Regions from separate parts of the Homo sapiens genome. Here region 2 is linked to region 1. The links are chromatin loops, found by intact Hi-C in ENCODE. Cell type or tissue: heart right ventricle. All regions are shown on one strand. Each heading gives the region's core, and the rest is flanking DNA. Links, peaks and the distances in the headings are about the cores only. Region 1 has its middle 14 kb from the start of SNTA1. Region 2 overlaps CBFA2T2 (CBFA2/RUNX1 partner transcriptional co-repressor 2).

What was found. A loop is a pair of places that touch in the nucleus more often than their neighbours do. Peaks named below come from ENCODE experiments on the same cell type or tissue, not always from the same donor. Only the 100,000 strongest peaks of a DNase experiment are listed, where the experiment ranks them.
Region 2: it touches region 1 in a loop (5-fold over the local background); 87 of 110 quality-filtered maps call a loop at or near these places.

What each region holds. Positions count from the first base shown.
Region 1 is chr20:33,451,218-33,463,465 of GRCh38, reverse strand. No RefSeq gene overlaps it. Among named protein-coding and RNA genes, the nearest start is that of SNTA1, 14 kb to the right of the region's middle. RefSeq lists an enhancer at 6,175-6,264. In heart right ventricle, for the core only: a CTCF peak has its summit at 6,103 (motif pointing left); a DNase peak (open chromatin) is centred at 6,095.
Region 2 is chr20:33,645,308-33,653,307 of GRCh38, reverse strand. CBFA2T2 (CBFA2/RUNX1 partner transcriptional co-repressor 2) reads right to left here. Exons shown (of 11, transcript NM_001032999.3): 11 at 3,278-8,000. Among named protein-coding and RNA genes, the nearest start is that of C20orf144, 13 kb to the left of the region's middle. RefSeq lists an enhancer at 1-172. In heart right ventricle, for the core only: no CTCF peak of the experiment used is centred there; a DNase peak (open chromatin) is centred at 3,992.

The DNA of each region.
Region 1 (12,248 bases), core at 2,572-10,571:
GGCTCCTTGCTGCCAAGCGAAGTCTATTAATATCAAAGTAATGAGGTAATTACTGTGATTTAGAAAAATTACTAGTGAATGCTTTTGAGGGAATTTCAGAGCAGAGAATAGGGTAAGTGAAACATCTGTGAGGAAAGGGATGCAGGGCCGTCAGCGATGAATCCTGAGGGTGGGTGAGCTCTGGCCTGCGTGGGGCAGGGTAGGGGGGCTTGGAGGGGACCACCCCAGGGTCATGCATGTGCATGGGACTTTTGGAGTAAATAATAGGGGAGGAGTGTGTGTGTTTGCGTGTGTGTGTGTGTGTAACCAGGGTGTAGGATTTTCAGGCCCTAGGAGCACCCTGACTTTGGCTGGTACAAAGCAGCAGATTCCAGGGTGAAGAACAAAACCTGGAGCCAGAGGCCAACCCCTTTTCACAATCCCAGCCTCTGACTATCCTTGACTGATCTCCACCCACAGAATCCCCCCAGCCCTGAGGCCACCAGCCTGGAGAAGGGTTAGATGAGTAAAGAGAAATTGGGCAGAGCTCATGAGAGAAATTGGGCAGAGCTCAGAAGCAGAGGTTGTCAAAGTGTGACTCTTGGACTGACAGCATGGTCATCGCCTGGGAACTTGCTAAAAATACACATTCTCAGGCTGCTGCAGAGCCACTGAATCAGTAACTCTGGGGTGGGGACTGGTGACCTGTTGTCGTTGCTTTTGAGATGGAGCCTCGCTGCGTTGCCCAGGCTGGAGTGCAGTGGCGTGATCTCGGCTCACTTCAACCTCCACCTCCCAGGTTCAAGCCATTCTCCTGTCTCAGCCTCCTGAGCAGCTGGGATTACAGGCTCAGGCCACCACACCAAACCTGACAATCTGTTTTAAGGAGCCCCTAATAGAGGCATGAAATGATAGGAAGGGCCAGGCCTGGGAAATGGAGGCCAGAGACTGCTTTGAGAGGCTTTTAGGAGGTTGAATCTGTAGGAATTGGTACCAGGGTGGGTGTGGAAGAAAGTACAGCAGTAGTAGTTGTAGTAATAATAATAACAGTAATAATGACTTGAACATGTATTGTGCCCGTTCTGTGCTCTTATTTAATCCTCACAACAAGCCTAAGAGGCAGCTACTATTCTGATCCCAATTTTTCACATAGGAAACTAAAGTACAGAGAGGCTGACTGCCCAAGGCCACACAGCTGGTAGTTGGTGGAGCTGGGATGCAATTTCAGCCTTCAGATGCTGGGTTTTTGCCTCCTCTCTAATGCCAGGCTGCTTTGGTAATCTGAAGAGGGTTATTGGTGACCTGAGTAAGCAGTAAGGGCTGCCAGGGGAGAAGTAACTTCCAGGGAAGCTAACACTGTTTTGTTTTTGAATTTACTGAGCACTTACTACACTTACTATGTGCTAGGCATGATGCAAAGCATTTGCTAGTGCACTGTCACATTTATTTATTTATTATTATTATTTTTTGAGATGGAGTCTCACTCTGTCACCCAGGCTGGAGTGCAATGGCATGATCTCGGCTCACTGTAACCTCCGCCTGCCAGCTTCAAGCAATTTTCCTGCCTTAGCCTTCTGAGTAGCTGGGATTACAGGCACCTGCCACCATGTCCAGCTAGTTTTTGTATTTTTAGTAGAGAGGGGGTTTCACCATGTTGGCGAGGCTGGTCTCGAACTCCTGACCTCGTGATCCGTCTGCCTTGGCCTCCCAAAGTGCTGGGATTATAGACGTGAGCCACCTCGCCCTGCCTAATTTTGTTTTTTTTTTTTTTTTGGAGACGGAGTCTCGCTCGGTCACCCAGGCTGGAGTGCAGTGGCACGATCTTGGCTCACGGCAAGCTCCGCCTCCTAGGTTCACGCCATTCTCCTGCCTCAGCCTCCCGAGTAGCTGGGACTGCAGGTGTCCGCCACCACGCCTGGCTAATTTTTTGTATTTTTTTTAAGTAGAGATGGGGTTTCACCATGTTAGCCAGGATGATCTCGATCTCCTGACCTCGTGATCTGCCCGTCCTGGCCTCCCAAAGTGCTGGGATTACAGGTGTGAGCCACCGTGCCCGGCCCTAATTTTGTATTTTTAATAGAGACAGGGTTTCGCCATGTTGGCCAGGCTGTCTTGAACTCCTGACCTCAGGTGATCTGCCCACCTAGGCCTCCCAAAGTGCTGGGATTACAGGTGTGAGCCACTGGGCCTGGCCTACTGTCACATTTAAGTGTCACACTGATCCTCTAGGTACTATAATGATTCCATCTTCCAAATGATCTAATTGAGGCTCAGAGAGAGAGAGTTGCCTGCCCAAGATCACATAGTCTTTTTTTTTTTTGGACACAGGGTCTCACTCTGTTACCTAGGCTGGAGTAGTGCAGGGGCTGCATCAAGGCTCACTGCACCCTTGATCTCCTGGGCTCAAGCGATCCTCTCACCTTGGCCCCCTGAATATCTGGGACTACAGGTGCACGCCACCACGCTTGGCTAATTTCTGATCTTTTGTAGAGATGGTTCCTCACTCACAAATGTGAGCCACCACGCCCAGCAATCACATAGGCTTTGTGTTTGTGTCAGGTGCGAATCAGCCTAGTTATGCTAACTCTGATTGGGAGGTGGGGGTGGGAGGGAAGTTTTGTGATGACTCAATGGCCAATTAAATGTTTACAAATTCATGGTTTATTGAGAGGCTTTCACACCAACACATAGGCAGTAATGAGAGAGGAGGAACAAGCCACAGGGAGTAGCTCCAGTAGCTCTGGGATGACTGTGCTGACTGTTTTCCCTCAGAATGCCAACAAGGGTTGGGGGGCTGAAGGGGTGGGGGGGCCGAGGCTCTTCTCCCAGCAGAGCTTCGGAGGGTTGCCTGATGGAAAAGAGGCCTCAGAGTTCTCACTGGTAGAGCTCCCACAGGCATCTCTGCCATGGCCAGTTTCTTTTTCTTTTCTTTCTTTTTTGAGACAGGGTCTCGCTGTGTTACCCAGGCTGGAGTGCAGAGGCATCATCACGGCTTACTGCAGCCTCATCCTCCCTAGCTCACGTGATCCTCCCACCTCAGCCTCAGGGGTAGCTGGGACTACCGGCGTACACCGCCTAGCTTTTTTTTTTTTTTTTTTTCAGAGACTGAGTCTTGCTCTATCACCCAGGCTGGAGTGCAGTGGCACGATCTTGGCTCACTGCAACCTCTGCTTCCTGGGTTCAAGCGATTTTCCTGCCTCACCCTCCCGAGTAGCTGGGACTACAGGCATGTGCCACCATGCCCGGCTAATTTTTTTTGGTATTTTTAGCAGAGATGGGGTTTCACCATGTTGGCCAGGATGGTCTCGAACTCCTGACCTCAAGTGACCGCCTGCCTTGGCCTCCCAAAGTGCTGGTATTACAGGCGTGAGCCACCGTGCCTGGCCAACTTTTTAAAGTTTTTGTAGAGATGAGGTCTCCCTATGTTGCCAGGCTTATCTTGAACTGCTGGGTTCAAGCAATCTCCTTACTTCATCCTTCCAAAATGTTGGGGTTACAGGTATGAGCCATGACGCCCCGTGATGGTCAGTTTATTGCGGTGTTCATGGCCCTCTGCAAGAGTCTCCATAGCCATTATCTCAGCTGCCCTGTGGCTTCTCTTTCTTGTTAGGTCTTGGGGGTGCCTGACCACAGCAGGTGTTATCCCCTCTGTCCACCGTACACTTTGAGAGGTCAGCAGTTTAACTGTAGGCTGAGTCACTTGTCATAAGTGACTCCATTTTGACATGTTTAGGATCACAAAACATTATTATCTATCACATAGTGAGTGGCAAGGCAGCAGGAATTTGGAATCGTGGCTCTTAATCCAGATAGGCAGACCCTAGTCTCGGTGGGGATCGCCCTTGCACAGGGGGTGCCTCCCTGCTTCCTGCTCACCTGGGATGCCACTCTATGTTACCAGTACCAAGGACAGGACCAGGGACACAGTGACAGTGAATATCTGTTAAATGACATTTTAACATTTGTTTAAATAAAAACAGTCCATTACCTCTATTGTGGAGTAGAAAAGCAAACAAACAAACAAATAACTAAAATAAAGCCAGGGGAAGGAACTGAAGTTCATGGAGTCTCTCATGTGCCAGGTACTTTGCTTACACAAGGCCAATTTAGTGCTTTCAGAACCCTCCAGTCTTTTGTTTTATTATCCTCATTTTACAGATGAGAAAAGTGAGACAGCGAGGAAGTGACCTGTTACCTGTTTGAGGTCACATGATGAGGCCGTGGGAAAATCAGGGTTTGATACCCTTGGTCTGACCCCCACACCGTGTGTTTTTTTTTTTTTTTTTTTTTTACAAAGTCTCAGCCAGGCACAGTGGCTCATGCCTGTAATCCCAGCACTTTGGGAGGCCAAGGCAGGTGGATCACCTGAGGTCAGGAGTTCGAGACCAGCCTGGCCAACATGATGAAACCCCATTTCTACTAAAAATACAAAAAATGAGCCGGGCATGGTGGCATGCACCTGTAATCCTAGCTACTCAGGAGGCTGAGGCAGGAGAATTGCTTGAACCTGGGAGGCGGAGGTTGCAGTGACCCGAGATCGAGCCATCATACTCCTGCCTCGGCAAAAACAGCGAAATTCAGTCTCAAAAAAAAAGAGACGAGTCTCGCTCTGTCGCCAGGCTGGAGTGCAGTGGCGCGATCTCTGCTTACTGCAACCTCCGCCTCCCGGGTTCTAGCGATTCTCCTGCCTCAGCCTCCTGAGTAGCTGGGACTACAGTCACATGCCACCATGCCCAGCTAATTTTTGTTTTTTTTTTTTTGAGACGGAGTCTCACTCTGTCGCCCAGGCTGGAGTGCAGTGGCGCGATCTCGGCTCACTGCAAGCTCCGCCTCCTGGGTTCAAGCCATTCTCCTGCCTCAGCCTCCCGAGTAGCTGGGACTGCAGGTGCCCGCCACCACGCCCGGCTAATTTTTTGTATTTTTTTTAAGTAGAGATGGGGTTTCACCATGTTAGCCAGGATGGTCTTGATCTCCTGACCTCCTGATCCGCCCACCTCGGCCTCCCAAAGTTCTGGGATTACAGGCGTGAGCCACCGCGACTGGCCTAATTTTTGTATTTTTAGCAGAGACAGGGTTTCACCATGTTGGCCAGGATGGTCTCGATTTCTTGACCTTGTGATCCACCTGCCTCAGGCTCCCAGTGTGCTGGGACTATAGGCCTGAGCCACTGCGCCCAGCCAAGACATGTTTTCATCATGTTGGCCAGGTTGGTCTCGAACTCCTGACCTCAAATGATCCACCCTTCTTGACCTCCCAAAGTGCTGGGATTACAGGCATGAGCCACTGTGCCCACCCTCACACTGGTTCTCTTTCCATTGGTTCAGTCTGTGACTCTGGAGGGTTGGGATGCAGAGATGGGAGGGGCCCATTAAATGGTGACTGATATAATAATGGTGATAATAATTATTATTATCGGTATTATGTGTGAAATGGTTGTGTAATCCTCACATGGAGAAGGGAAAAACATGCTTTGAAAGTGACAATCTCAGCCTGGGCAACACAGCGAGACTCCATCTCTACGGAAAATTAAAGAAAAATAGCCAGGCCTGGGCTGGGTGCGGTGGCTCAAGCCTGTAATTCCAGCACTTTGGGAGGCCAAGGTGGGCGGATCCTAAGGTCAGGAGTTGGAGACCAGCCTGACCAACATGGTGAAACCCTGTCTCTACTAAAAATACAAAAATTAGCTGGGCCTAGTGGCAGGCACCTGTAATCCCAGTTGCTCGGGAGGCTGAGGCAGGAGAATCGTTTGAACCCGGAAGGCGGAGGTTGCAGTGAGCCAAGATAGCACCACTGCACTCCAGCCTGGGTGAAAGAGTGAGACTCCGTCTTAAAAAAAAAAAAAAAAAAGAAAAATAGCCAGGCCTGGTGGTGGGCTACCTGGGAGGCTGAGATGGGAGGATCACTTGAACCCAGGAGTTCGAAGCTGCATGTGAGCTGTGGCTGTGCTACTATGCTTCAGCCTGGGTGACAGAGTGAGACTCTGCCTCAGAAACCAAAACCAAACTGACAAACAAAAAGTGACAACCTCAAGGAGCCCAGCTTCCCATCCTATTCCCACCTTCCCACTTGCAGGGCTCATGGCACCTGCTAGGACCTTGCGACCCTGGCTCTCTGCTGCCCCCTCCTGGCATCTGTCAGAGGTGGCGCCTGGATGCGAAATCTTCAGCCTGTCTTCAGCGCAGCAAGTGTCTTTTGTGAGTGACCAATACAAGGGTGGGAAGGACATGGCTGGGGATACCTCCTCTTGGGCCTCTGGTTCCTCCCTCATGAAATTCTGGATTGGGACTAAAAGTTCCTAGACCATGACTCTGAATCTTTCTCTGCCAAGGATAACATCTTCCTGGCCTTTCACCATCTCCAGCCAAAAAGCCAAACCCTGCAGGGTGTGGTGGCTCACCCCTGTAATCCCAGCACTTTGGGAGGCTGAGGTAGGTGGATCAAATGAACTCAGGAGTTCCAAACTAGCCTGGGCAACATGGTGAAACCCTGTCTCTACGGGAAAAAAAAAATTGGTGCACACTGGTAATCACAGCTAGTCAGGAGGCTGAGGTGGGAGGATCACTTGAGTCTGGGAGGTGGAGGTTGCAGTGAGCCATGATTGCACGACTGCACTCCAGCCTGGGTGATGGATTGAGACCCCCTTCTCCAAAAACAAAGAAATAAACAAAAAAGAAACAGAGTGAGACCCTGTCTCAAAAAAAAAAAAAAAAAAAAAAAAAAAAACCGGCCGGGTGGCTCATGCCTATAATCCCAACAGTTTGGGAGGCCAAGGTGGGCGGATCATGAGGTCAGGAGTTTGAGACCAGCCTGGCCAACATGGTGAAACCCTGTCTTAACTAAAAATACAAAAATTAGCCGGCGTGCTGGGACGCACCTGTAATCCCAGCTACTCGGGAGGCTGAAGCAGGAGAATCGCTTGAACCCAGGAGGCAGAGGTTACGGTGAGCCAAGATCGGGCCACTGCGCTACAGCCTGGGTGACAGAGCAAGACTCTGTCTCGAGGGTGAAAAAAAAAGAAAAAGCCTGGCCTTTCACCATCTCCAGCCAAAAAGCCAAACCCTGCAGGGTGTGGTGGCTCACCCCTGTAATCCCAGCACTTTGGGAGGCTGAGGTAGGTGGATCAAATGAACTCAGGAGTTCCAAACTAGCCTGGGCAACATGGTGAAACCCTGTCTCTACGGGAAAAAAAAAATTGGTGCACACTGGTAATCACAGCTAGTCAGGAGGCTGAGGTGGGAGGATCACTTGAGTCTGGGAGGTGGAGGTTGCAGTGAGCCATGATTGCACGACTGCACTCCAGCCTGGGTGATGGATTGAGACCCCCTTCTCCAAAAACAAAGAAATAAACAAAAAAGAAACAGAGTGAGACCCTGTCTCAAAAAAAAAAAAAAAAAAAAAAAAAAAAACCGGCCGGGTGGCTCATGCCTATAATCCCAACAGTTTGGGAGGCCAAGGTGGGCGGATCATGAGGTCAGGAGTTTGAGACCAGCCTGGCCAACATGGTGAAACCCTGTCTTAACTAAAAATACAAAAATTAGCCGGCGTGCTGGGACGCACCTGTAATCCCAGCTACTCGGGAGGCTGAAGCAGGAGAATCGCTTGAACCCAGGAGGCAGAGGTTACGGTGAGCCAAGATCGGGCCACTGCGCTACAGCCTGGGTGACAGAGCAAGACTCTGTCTCGAGGGTGAAAAAAAAAGAAAAAGCCAAACCCTTTGCCCTGGTTTCTATCCCCTGTGTTTCCTCTTCTTCTTCTTCTTTTTTTTTATTTGAGAAGGAGTCTCTCTGTTGCCCAGGCTGGAGTGGAGTGCAATGGGAAGATCTGGGCTCACTGCAACCTCCACCTCCTGGGTTCAAGAGATTCTCCTGCCTCAGCCTCCTGAGTAGCTGGGATTACAGCTGCCCGCAACCATGCCCAGCTAATTTTTGTATTTTTAGTAAAGACAGGGTTTCACCATTTTGGTCAGGCTGGTCTCGAACTCCTAACCTCAGGTGATCCACCCGCTTTGGCCTCCCAAAGTGCTGGGATTACAGGCGTGAGCCATGGCGTACGGGCCCCTGTGCTTCTAATCTCTGGAAGTGTCTTACTCCTCCCTAATTGAGCATCATCAGAGCCCAGTTTGAAGCATCACCATCACCCAACAAGGTTGATTTTCTTGCTGTGGGGCCAGAATTGCAGGCCCAGGATTCATGTCTGGTTTAAGTGGAAAACTTGTTAATCACCATCCTATACACCCCTCACTACAGCGAGTGTGCTGCTTCCAGAGCTGGTTTGTCTATGCTTGCTCTCTCCTCTTCAGCTTTGTATCTACTCCAGGGCTCAGCACATGGCCCATTTTTCTTCTTTCTCTATGCTCTCTTCCTATAGGTTATCTTAAGACTGTCACACACTTTAAATATCTTCCATATGTCATTGACTCTCCTTAATCTCCTTCACGCAAGCCATCAGCAAGGCTTAGCAATCTTACCTCCTTAATACCTCTTAATTATATTTAGCCCTTTCCATCCCCACTGCAGTCACCTTTCTAGTTCAGGTCACCACCACCTGCCCTGTGAACAACTTCATTTTTTTTTTTGAGACAGAGTCTTGCTCTGTCGCCAGGCTGGAGTGCAGTGGTGCAATCTTGGCTCACTGCAACTTCTGCCTCCTGGGTTCAAGTGATTCTGCTACCTCAGCCTCCTGAGTAGCTGGGACTACAGGCATGCTACCGCGCCCAGCTAACTTTTTGTATTTTTAGTAGAGATGAGGTTTCAGCATGTTGGCCAGGCTGGTCTCGAACTCCTGATCTCAGTGATCTGCCTGCCTCAGCCTCCCAAAGTGCTGGGATTACAGGTGTGAGTCACCGTGCCCGGCCTAATTTTTTTTTTTTTTTGAGATGGAGTCTCGCTCTGTCGCCCAGGCTGTAGTACAGTGGTGCGATCTTGACTCACTGCAAGCTCCGCCTCCCGGGTTCATGCCATTCTCCTGCCTCAGCCTCCCGAGTAGCTGGGACTACAGGTACCTGCCACCACGCCCGGCTAATTTTTTGTATTTTTAGTAGAGATGGGGTTTTGCCATGTTAGCCAGGCTGGTCTTGATCTCCTGACCTCGTGATCCGCCTGCCTCGGCCTCCCAAAGTGCTGGGATTACAGGCTTGAGCCACCGTGCCCAGCCCTAATTTTTTTTTTTTTTAAGAGACACAGTCTCACTCTGTCACCCAGTCTAGACTGCAGCGGTGTGATCATAGCTCACTGCAGCCTCGAACTCTTTTATTCTCAAGCTCAATCAATTGGCCTCAGCCTCTTGGATAGCTAGGGCTACAAGGTGCACAGCACCATGACTGGCTAACTTTTTGTTTTTCTTAAAAACAATTTCTTTACAGTTTTATCATTTTTAAAAATTATTTATTTATTTATTTTTGAGACAGAGTCTTGCTCTGCCGCCCAGGCTGGAGTGTGGTGGTGGCTCGATCTTGGCTCACTGCAACCACTGCCTCCTAAGTTCAGGTGATTCTCCTGCCTCAGCCTCTTGAGTAGCTGGAATTACAGCTGCGTGCCCCCATGCCTGGCTAATTTTTTATTTTTAGTAGAGACATGGTTTCACCATATCAGCCAGGTGGGTCTTGAATTCCTGACCTCAGGTGATCCACCAGCCTCAGTCTCCCAAAGTGTTGGGATTGCAGGCACGAGCCACTGTGCCCAGCCAAGAAGCTTCAGTTTTTTTTTTTTTTGAGACAGAGTCTCACTCTGTCACCCAGGCTGGAGTGCAGTGGCACGATCTCTGCTCACTGCAAGCTCTGCCTCCTGGTTTCAGGCCATTCTCCTGCCTCAGCCTCCCAAGTAGCTGGGACTACAGGCGCCTGCCACCACGCCCGGCTAATTTTTTGTATTTTTTAGTAGAGACAGGATTTCACCTTGTTAGCCAGGATGGTCTCGATCTCCTGACCTTATGATCCGCCCGCCTCGGCCTCCTGAAATGCTGGGATTACAGGTGTGAGCCACTGAGCCCGGCCTTTTTTTTTTTTTTTTTTTTGAGACAGAGTCTCGTTCTGTCACCCAGGCTGGAGTGCAGCAGCGTTATCTCGACTCACTGCAACCTCTGCCTGTTGGGTTCAAGCGATTCTCATGCCTCAGCCTCCCGAGTAGCTGGGATTACAGGCAGGCACCACTATACCGAGCTAATTTTTGTATTTTTAGTAGAGACTGGGTTTCACCATGTTGAAACCCAGTTCAGGATGGTCTTGATCACCTGAGCTCGTGATCCACCCACCTCAGCCTCCCAAAGTGCTGGGATTATAGGTGTGAGCCACTCCGCCCGGCCACAAAGCTTCAGTTTTGATGCACATTTGGAATTATGGGGCAAGAGAGAAACCCAGGGCCCACCCAGGGTGAAAAAGCTGTTAGGTGACCCCCACATAAAGCCAGGGTCTGGAAAGCCTGCATCCTCATTGAAAGAGTGGACTGGGCCGGGTGTGGTGGCTTACACCTGTAATCCTAGCACTTTGGAAGGCCAAGGCAGGCAGATCGCCTGAGGTCGGGAGTTTGAGACCAGCCTGGCCAGCATGGTGACACCCCACCTCTACCAAAAGTAAAAAATTACTCAGGCGTGGTGGTGGGTGCCTATAATCCCAGCTACTCAGGAAGCTGAGGCAGGAGAATCACTTGAACCCAGGAGGCGGAGGTTGCAGTGAGCCGAGATCACGCCATTGCACTCCAGCCTGGGCAACAGAGCAAGATTTCATCTCAAAAAAAAAAAAAAAAAAGAAAGAAAGAGCGGACTGCAAAAATCTTGCAGAGGGCACCAGCAAAGAAATTTCTCCATCGTGAACATGGTGGGCAGAGGGGGAAAGCATCTCTGAGAATTCGTAACCTCACATGGGATTGCAACCTGTATTTCTACTCTTTGTGTGAATCAAAAGATCCCGTGCTAAAATATTTTATTTTATTTTATTTTTTGAGACGGCATTTCGCTCTTGATGACCTGGCTGGAGTATAGTGGCATGATCTCTGCTCATTGCAACCTCCGCCTCCCAGGTCCGAGCGATTCTTCTGCCTCAACCTCCCAAGTAGCTGGGATTACAGGCATTCACCACCACGCCCGGCTAATTTTTTATTTTTGGTAGAGACGGGGTTTCATCATGTTGGCCAGGCTGGTCTCAAACTCCTGACCTCAGGTGATCTGCCTGCCTTGGCCTCCTAAAGTGCTGAGATTACAGGTGTGAGCCACCGTGACTGGCCTCATGCTAAGTACTGAAAGCACTCTTTTTTTGAGACAGAGTCTTGCTCTGTCACCCAGGCTGGAGTGCAGTGTCGCGATCTCAGGTCAGTGCAAGCTCCGCTTTCCGGGTTCAAGTGATTCTCCTGTCTCAGCCTCCTGAGTAGCTGGGATGACAGACACGCACCATCATGCCCGGCTAAGTTTTGTATTTTTAGTAAAGACTGTGTTTCACCATGTTGGTCAGGCTGGTCTCAAACTCCTGACCTCATGATCCACCTGCCTTGGCCTCCCAAAGTGCTGGGATTATAGGCGTGAGCGACCACGCCCGGCCCTGAAAGCACTCTTAGGTTGGCTGTCCCATCAGGCATCTGACAGAAGTACCCACAAATCCTCTCTGAAGGAATAGAACCTACTTCATACCAGACCTCAAAGAATGCATATAAACTGTGTAGTTGACAAGATTACACATGTGTAATGAAGAAAAAAGATCCACCAGCTGCTGTCTATGGAGTAGCCATTCTTTTATTGCTTTAAGAAAAAGGCTGGGCTCAGTGGCTCATGCCTGTAATCTTGGGACTTTGGGAGGCCAAGGTGGGAGGATGGCTTGAGTCCAGGAGTTCCAGACCAGCCTGGGCAACATAGTGGGACCCCGTTTCTATTTAAAGTAAATTAAAACAAATTTTTTTTTTTTTTTTTTAGATGGAGTCTCGCTCTTTCGCCCAGGCTGGAGTGCAGTGGTACAATCTCGGCTCACTGCAACCTCTGCCTCCCGGGTTCACACCATTCTCCTGCCTCAGCCTCCAGAGTAGCGGGGACCACAGGCGCCTGCCACCACGCCTGGCTAATTTTTTGTATTTTTAGTAGAGATGGGGTTTCACTGTGTTAGCCAGGATGGTTTCGATCTCCTGACCTTGTGATCCGCCTGCCTCGGCCTCCCAAAGTGCTGGGATTACAGGCATGAGCCACCGCGCCCGGCCAATTAAAACAAATTTTAAAAAAGAAAAAGTAAAAAGAGCCACCAACACTTCAGAATCAGAATTACTATATAGGCTCATGCCTGTAATCCCAGTGCT
Region 2 (8,000 bases), core at 1-8,000, 190 kb before region 1:
TCGTGACCCTGACCCTGAAATACCAGCAGTCAGAAACAAGCAGAGACGGGCAAGAGACATGTTTGCTTCCCAAGATCCTATCCCCACCTCAGGACAGTGCCCTTTCTGCTGAGAAACACATTAGCAGGCTCTTGGATGCTGCTCTTGGTAACACATGAAAAGGCTTTCCCTTCCTAACCTTCCAGAGGAACAGATCTTTCACAGTTCCCAATTATTTGTCTCTTTTTTTTCTTTTTTTTTTTGAGATGAGGTCTTGCTCTGTTACCCAGGCTGGAGTGCTGGAGTGCAGTGGCATGATCTCGGCCCACTGCAACTTCTGCCTCCTGGGTTCAAGCGATTCTCCTGCCTCACTTTCCTGAGTAGCTGGGACTACAGGCTCCTGCCACCACACCGGGCTAATTATTTGTATTTTTAGTAGAGGTGGGGTTTCACCATGTTAGCCAGGATGGTCTCGATCTCCTGACCTCGTGATCCACCTGCCTCAGCCTCCCAAAGTGCTGGGATTACAGGCATGAGCCACTGCGCCCGGCCTCTTTGCTCTCTTTCTGACAAAGGTAACGCACCACTAATTTTTTCTTTTTCAGGTTGATGTAATCTATTGGTGAATAACACATTATTTCAATGATTGTCATTTCCAGAATTCTATTTTCAAATCTGCCTAGTCATTTTCAGACTCTTTTTGCTCATTGTTTTTCAGTGCCATCTTCAGAGGTTTCATATTTTGTATTCTGTATCTGGTGTGCTTTTTTTTTTTTTTTTTTTTTTTTTTTTTTGAGATGGAGTCTCTCTGTCGCCCAGGCTGGAGTGCAGTGGCGTGATCTCGGCTCACTGCAACCTCTGCTTCCCAGATTCAAGCGATTCTCCTGCCTCAGCCTCCTGAGTAGCTGGGATTACAGGCGCCTGCCACCACATTCGGCTAATTTTTGTATTTTTAGTGGAGACGGTTTCACCATGTTGCTCAGGCTGGTCTCAAACTCCGGACTTCATGATCTGCCCTCCTCGGCCTCCCAAAGTGCTGGGATTACAGGCGCGAACTGCTGTGCCCTGCCTGTATCTGGTGATTGTAATATCTGAAGTCCCAGGGGTTAAATCAATTATTGTTCCTGTTGACTTTGCTAACAATGGCTCATTTTCTTGAAGGTTCAGTAGTGTTTCCGGACAGCTTATAATTGGTTGACACACAATATTGACCCTGAAGGTCCTTAATTATCTTAATTTCTCAGCACCAGGATTCCCTGACCTTCCTTCAGTATATACCTGACATGTACAGCTAAGTTTTTAATTTTTGAGACGGGCGTCTCACTATGTTGCCCAGGTTGGTCTCAAACTCCTGGAATCAAGTGATCTCAGCCTCCGAAAGTGCTGGGATTACAGGTGTGAGCCGCCACGCCCGGCCCAGTTTTTCTTTCTTTTTCTCAAGCAGGGACAGAGCTGTTTCCAATTCAGTTTCCATTGCAGATGGGCAGATTTTCCCTGCCGCCTTTTCACGGTGCCAAAGGTGCTGAGCTACCTGCCATTGTGGAAAGGCCCCGGTTTTGTTTCCGTACTTTGTATATGCTCAAAACCAAGCCTCACATTGCGCCTAGAGGCAATCTCCCTCCAACTCTTGAGTTCTTGGAAATGTCCTATCTGTGACCTCAGCAATACAGTTAAAAGTACATTCATTATAATTTATCTGGCATCTGGGTGTTTTGTGGTCACGAAAAGATTTTCAGCCTGCCATTTCTATGGCACATTCCGTTTCCACCAACATAGTGCTCTTGTGGAGGGCTGACAGTCCCATGACTGAGATCTTGTCATTGTTCTAGGTGGGCAGATTGCAGTGCAGCCCAGAAAGGTTTGCAGTTGGCACCACCTGCACCAAAGATCATACAGCCAACCCCTACGCCATAGGCTAGCCCTTCTCCTCGTCTCCAGATCTAGTAACCAGTCCCTCTCCCCTTGCATTCTAGGGGATTGTGAAGCTAGTGGTCCCAACGAGCCTCTTGGGCAAGGCTGTTCAGGAGAGGCGGGTCTCAGGGAGAGAGCACAGATGGGTATCTGAGTGACAGAAGTGAGGCCTCAGCTCACCAGCTGGTAAACCGGACTGGCAGCCTGAAATTCCACACACAGGTGTGCCTGCACCAGCCTTAGGGCCACGGAAAGTACCACCCAGGGGCTGCTGGAGGCAACACAAGCTGTTGGGCTTTTAGGGAGAGTAGTTTGTACAGATTTCAAGGATCCAAGAAATGTTCAGTATCAAAAACCCCCACTTTGGAAAATTATCCTAGGGAAATAAATAATGCGAAGAAAGAGTATGCATAGAAGATGTATGCCACACTGGAAAACGCGAAAGCGATCCAATTGCCCAACAGAAGGTGAAGGGTTAAAAAAAATTATGGCCTCAATTAAATGATGCAACCATTTAGCAAATAAATTAAATTGGAAGGCAACAGTAAAATTACCTGTGATTTAACATCAGTGTCATAAGGACATAAGTGAATATTTGACAAGTCCAGGTATGTTTGTTAACATTTGTGTTAAAATTTTACAAGAAAATACATGTTACTAGAAAATATATCCACAAGTCCACCACCCTGTTCAGGCAGGACAGATGGTCAGATTCTCTGTGGTTCATTTTTCCTTATTACAAGATAATTTGGCCGGGTGCAGTGGCTCATGCTTGTAGTCCCAGGACTTTGGCGGGGGCGAGGCAGGCAGATCGCTTGAGCCCGGGAGTTTGAGGCCAGCCTGGGCAACATGGTGAAACCCTGTCTCTATAGAAAATACAAAAAATCAGCCAGGCGTGGTAGCCCATGCCTGTAGTTCCAGTTACTTAGGAGGCTGAGGTGGGAGGATTGCCTGAGTCTGGGAGGTGGAGGCTGCACTGAGCTGTGATCGTGCCACTGCATTCCAGCCTGGGCAACAGAGACCCTGCCCCCTCCCCACAAAACAAAACGAAACACCACTTAAAAGAAATAACGGGGAGTGTCTGGAAGCTGTTGTTGGCCCTTGACCGCAGGCCCACTGGTGGGCTCCAGCAGCCAGCCTGGTTGGGCCTGGTCCCCACAGGGCACTGACCAGTTGGTGCAGCTGGCTTTCCAGAGAGGCCAGTTCCAGGCACATGGGGTGCAGACACCCCCTGCTTCATGCCCTTGGATGCTCTTCAGGCCACGACTAGAACCAGTTGAGGCCCCTCTCTCCCTCTTCCTCAAGGATTTGGGAATTAGGGTGAGGGGACACCTCCTAGTGTAGGGACCACCTTTCCTCCCGGTCCCATTCCAGCTTGAGGCAGAAAAGGAATATAGCCTTTTTATTGACTACTTTAAGTAGAACAAACTAAATACATATTTAACAGTTTTGGTTCATTTATACAGTACATTAAATAAGTTATGCACAGAGTTAGGTAACAAAAATTCCTATCAGAGTAAAATGACAAAGCACAGAAAAACCAGATTCTAATGCATTCTGTGGGTGGTGTCACATTCATCATCCCCCTTTAAAAACCACGCGTGGAGGCTTCGTTTTCTATTTATTTACATTATTGGCTTTCTTTTGTGAGCGGAGCCTTTGTAGCCTCGTCAGGAAGTTGGAAAGCCACGTTAAGGGGACTGAAGGCCTCTTGGCGCAGCAGCCCTTTCAATCATTCGCCTAATGCTTATTGCTGCTTCTCTGCCGACTCCAAGGTAGGGATGGGGCTGTCCCCAACAGACACCAGCGCACATGCCCTATTTGGTATAAGCATCACTGAGTGTACACTGGGCAGCCGTAGGCTCGACCAGATGGGGTCTGTGAGGGAAGCTCCACCTCAGGGGCTGTGGAGGGGGAGGAGGGGACACAAGGCCCGCCCCTCAGGCCTCCTAACCTTCTCTTAGCTCACGATGGAAAAGGTCACCTGCACCATCATCTTTGGAAATGAGCACGTCGATGCCCGAGGAAAGAGGCAGGTAGTCAACGTTTTGGTTTCACAAGAACTACAGACACTCCAGAGTTGGAAGGGCCCTGCGGAGCCGCTGGCACAGCCCCCACCGCAATCTGGGCAGGGCTGCTCTCGACAGCTGGCCATCTGGCCCGTGCTGGAACAGTCCATGCTCCGCTGGCTATTCTTCCGTTTGGTTCAGACACGCTACCACCCAGTTTTCTGCAAACAGCTTAAAAAAAAAAATCTAAGGAAGTTGGTTTGGTCTACTGACCTGGGAGCCTGGAAACCTTGTTTCTAGTTCAGTTCTGAAGAAAGCCTCCAAGAAGTGTTCTATTTTCAGTGATTTATTCAATTCTACAGTTTCCAGGACAGATGGCCATCCGGTCATTCTGTTTTCATTTTGAAGAGCTCACTACCGTACAATTCCAGCTGTGCTGAACCTTCAAACGCACTTGTTGCGATATCCTCTAGAACTACCCAGAATGATGTCTATACCCTTTGCAAGCAGGTGACAAGCCGAGGCTTACTAACTCTGGGACAGGGCTGTACAAAGTAAAGCATGGGTTTTCTGTCTGGAAGCTGAAGATGTCAAGTTGACACTAAGCAGTGATGAACTCCTGGTGACCTTCTGGCCCAAATGGGCAAAGGAAATCCACGCTGCAGAGAGCGGGCAGCAGCCAAGGCCAGGTGTGGACTTGTGGTGGCAAGATGTGTCCTGTTTCCAGACAGACATTTCTAACCCAGCACTGCCCTAGAAATAATCTACGCAATCGGTGACCCCACGGTCACCCAACCGTGCCTGAGCGGATCTGCTAGAGCACCAGCCCTGGAGCTGCAGGGCCCCCCAGTGTGGAGTGCCCCCACCTCCCGAAGTGGACTGCCTAGGCCTAGGCTTAAACAACTTCTTGAGTCACCTTCCCCACTGGATGAGTCAGGCACGGTGCAGGCAAGTGGGGACAAAAAGGACAAGCAAAGACGTGAAACCCAGCCCTCAAGAAACTCTGGGGACATCTGGCATCTTTGGTCTTCTCTGGTCCCTGCAATCATTCCTCACTTGGCCGACCATAATGTCCCACAACTCATCAGTGTTCCTTGGCGGGTGGTGCTGAGCACTGGTCTCACCCTAGACATGTCTGGCTGATGGCCAGTCACATGTTGCATCTCTTTTTAGTTTCTAGGTTTCTGAAGAGCCTGCGCTTGACTGATACCTTCTGTACCACCATGCCAGCTCCTCTTTGCCTTTTATGTCACTGCAAATATGAACTGTAGAGGTCAGTCCTCTAAGCAGGCTGAATTTCCACTCCCCACCTGGTAGCTGAGGTGCTGTCAGCAGAGGCTGGGAACCACGCAAGGAACCTGGATTCGCTCCTGCGCCTCTAGCTGCCTACCCCGCCCCAATGGTGCTCCTCCTCCTGACCAGAGAGTTGGAGAATTTCAGAAAGGGATTCTTGAAATGTGAATAGAAGGTCCTGGGCAGAGGCCCTCGTGACTTCTGTGTGAAACTGACCAGAATTAACACAGCAGAAGGTTTGCAAACTGAGCTTCAGTGTGGAATACTGCCCAGGTTTGCAGATCAGCCTCTGGGCAGCACGAGCAGGGTGGAAGAGCATTACAAAGATTCAGAAAACGAAACTGTCACAGCAACCACAGCCCACAAGAGCAGGCCAGGCTCTGCACACCAAACCTAAGCCTTAGCCACAGAAATGGGCATCGAGCCCTAATAAATATTATTTTGTTGGTTTTGGCTCCTTATTCCAACCAGTAAAAGCATGAGCTACCCTGGCTAGTTTTATGGCCACTGGAGATTTTAAAAACCTGCTCAAGACCGGACACAGTGGCTCATGCCTGTAATCCTGGCACTTTGGGAGGCCAAGGTGGGGGGATCACCTGAGGTCCGGGGTTTGAGACCAGCCTGACCAACAAGGAGAAACCCCGTCTCTACTAAAAATACAAAATTAGTTGGGCGTGGTGGCGCATGCCTGTAATCCCAGCTACTCAGAAGGCTGAGGCAGGAGACTCGCTTGAACCTGGGAGGCAGAGGTTACCGTGAGCCGAGATTGCGCGATTGCACTCCAGCCTGGGAGACAAGAGAGAAACTCCCGTCTCAAAACAAACAAACAAACAAAATAACAATAAAAAACCTGCTTAAGGTGTTAATCCAACAAATCCATGAAAAACTAGTAAGCTGTTGTAATGGCTCTGTGACCTGTGAGACAGCCATGTCTCATGCAAATGTGGCCCTGTCCGGGGTACTGACTCCGTCCCCCTTAGAGTTCCCCACCAAGGACTGTGGCTTAAGGAGGCAGATGGGGTCGGGGGATACCCATGTATTAGGCTGACTGGAAAACTGTGGGGCTTATGTGTTCCACAGCAAAGGAACATGATTCTCTGCTGTTGTTTCACTGGTCACACCTTACTTTAGGCAATGGAAATCTAGGCATTTTAAAGGTGTCGTGCACTAGATTTCTTTGTAAGACTGAAAATGCTTGGTTAGAGTAAATTAGGGACTTGAAATTCTTTAATTTTGCCTTTTTTTTTTTTTTTTTGAGACAGAGTTTTGCTCTGTTGCCCAGGCTGGAGTGCAGTGGTGGAATCTCGGCTCACTGCAACCTCTGGCTCACAGGTTCAAGAGATTCTCTTGCCTCAGCCTCCTGAGTAGCTAGGATTACAGGTGTGTGCCACCACACCCGGCTGATTTTTCTATTTTTTTTTTATTAGAGACAGGGTTTCACCATGTTGGCCAGGTTGGTCTTGAATTCCTGACCTCAAGTGATCTGCCTGCCTCGGTCTCTCAAAGTGCTGGGATTACAGGAGTGAGCCACTGCGCCCAGCCAGGACTTGAAATTCTTACAGTAAGATGTACCTGTATCCAAGGAGAAGGCTACCTGTGTGGATCCCTTTTCCTTTATGGTACTGACAACTTTTATTTTAGACTCTGGTCAGTGCACAGAAGGTGGAGATTTAAACTTGTGCTTCAAAGGCCAGCTGGAGCAGGGCCAATTAAACTTACTCCAACTGATTTCTGGGTGTGAGAGGATGCCAGAGGCTCAAAGATGGAGAGCAGGAGGGGTCGGGGTCCTCAGACTCCCATCAAAACCAAAAAGACAGGCCGGGCATGGTGGCTCACGCTTGTAATCCCTGCACTTTGGGAGGCCAAGGCAGGTCACCTGAGGTCAGGAGTTCGAGATCAGCCTGGCCAACATGGTGAAACCCTGTCTCTACTAAAAATACAAAAATTAGCTGGGCGTGGTGGTGGGCGCCTGTAATCTCAGCTACTCGGGAGGCTGAGGCAGGAGAATTGCTTGAACCTGGAAGGCAGAGGTTGCAGTGAGCCAAGATCATGCCACTGCACTCCAGCCTGGGCAACAGAGTGAGACTTTGTGTTAAAAAACCACCACAACAACAAAAAACAAAACCCAAAAAGACAGGGAAGAATGTGGGAGGCAGTTCCTAACATTCTGAAAGGGATATGAGTGATGTCCCATTTGAAAATGGGAAGCTAGGAAGAAAAATTGATCAGCTTTTCCCAAAATGGTTCACATTTCATAAAACCTTTCTGATGAGCTCAAGGAGGGACGCTATCAGATAACACAAGAGAAGGAAACAGAAGTTGTGTGCCTGATGATAAATCAACATAGTAGATATAATGACCTGTAACTATGAGGTCTGAAGAATTCTTTGAGGTCCAGGAGGGCTTTTCAGATGAGACCAGGCCTTGACAGTGGGGGCAAGTCCTACCAACCTGCACAGCACATCCAGCAGGACAACTGTGGCTCAGCAGGTGCCAAATGGAGCCCATGGGCAGAAGATGCCCACAGCGTTCCAGATGTGTGTGGTCTGAGAGATAAAAGGACACAGAACAAGATGACTGTGCAAATAGCCAAGTGGTGGCAGAAGTTCTGCATTTCCAAGAGATGATCCACTCAATAATTTGACGATACTAGTTGGCCAACATGCTCAGAGAAAACAGACTATCCACAACTGAGCCTCATTCTCTCTCAGATCAATCCATGTGCTGGAAACTATTTTCTGCACAAGCAAAATCAAATGAGAAAAAAAACAGGTCCCAAACTAAAGTAGCCAGCAAGGTTGGAAAATC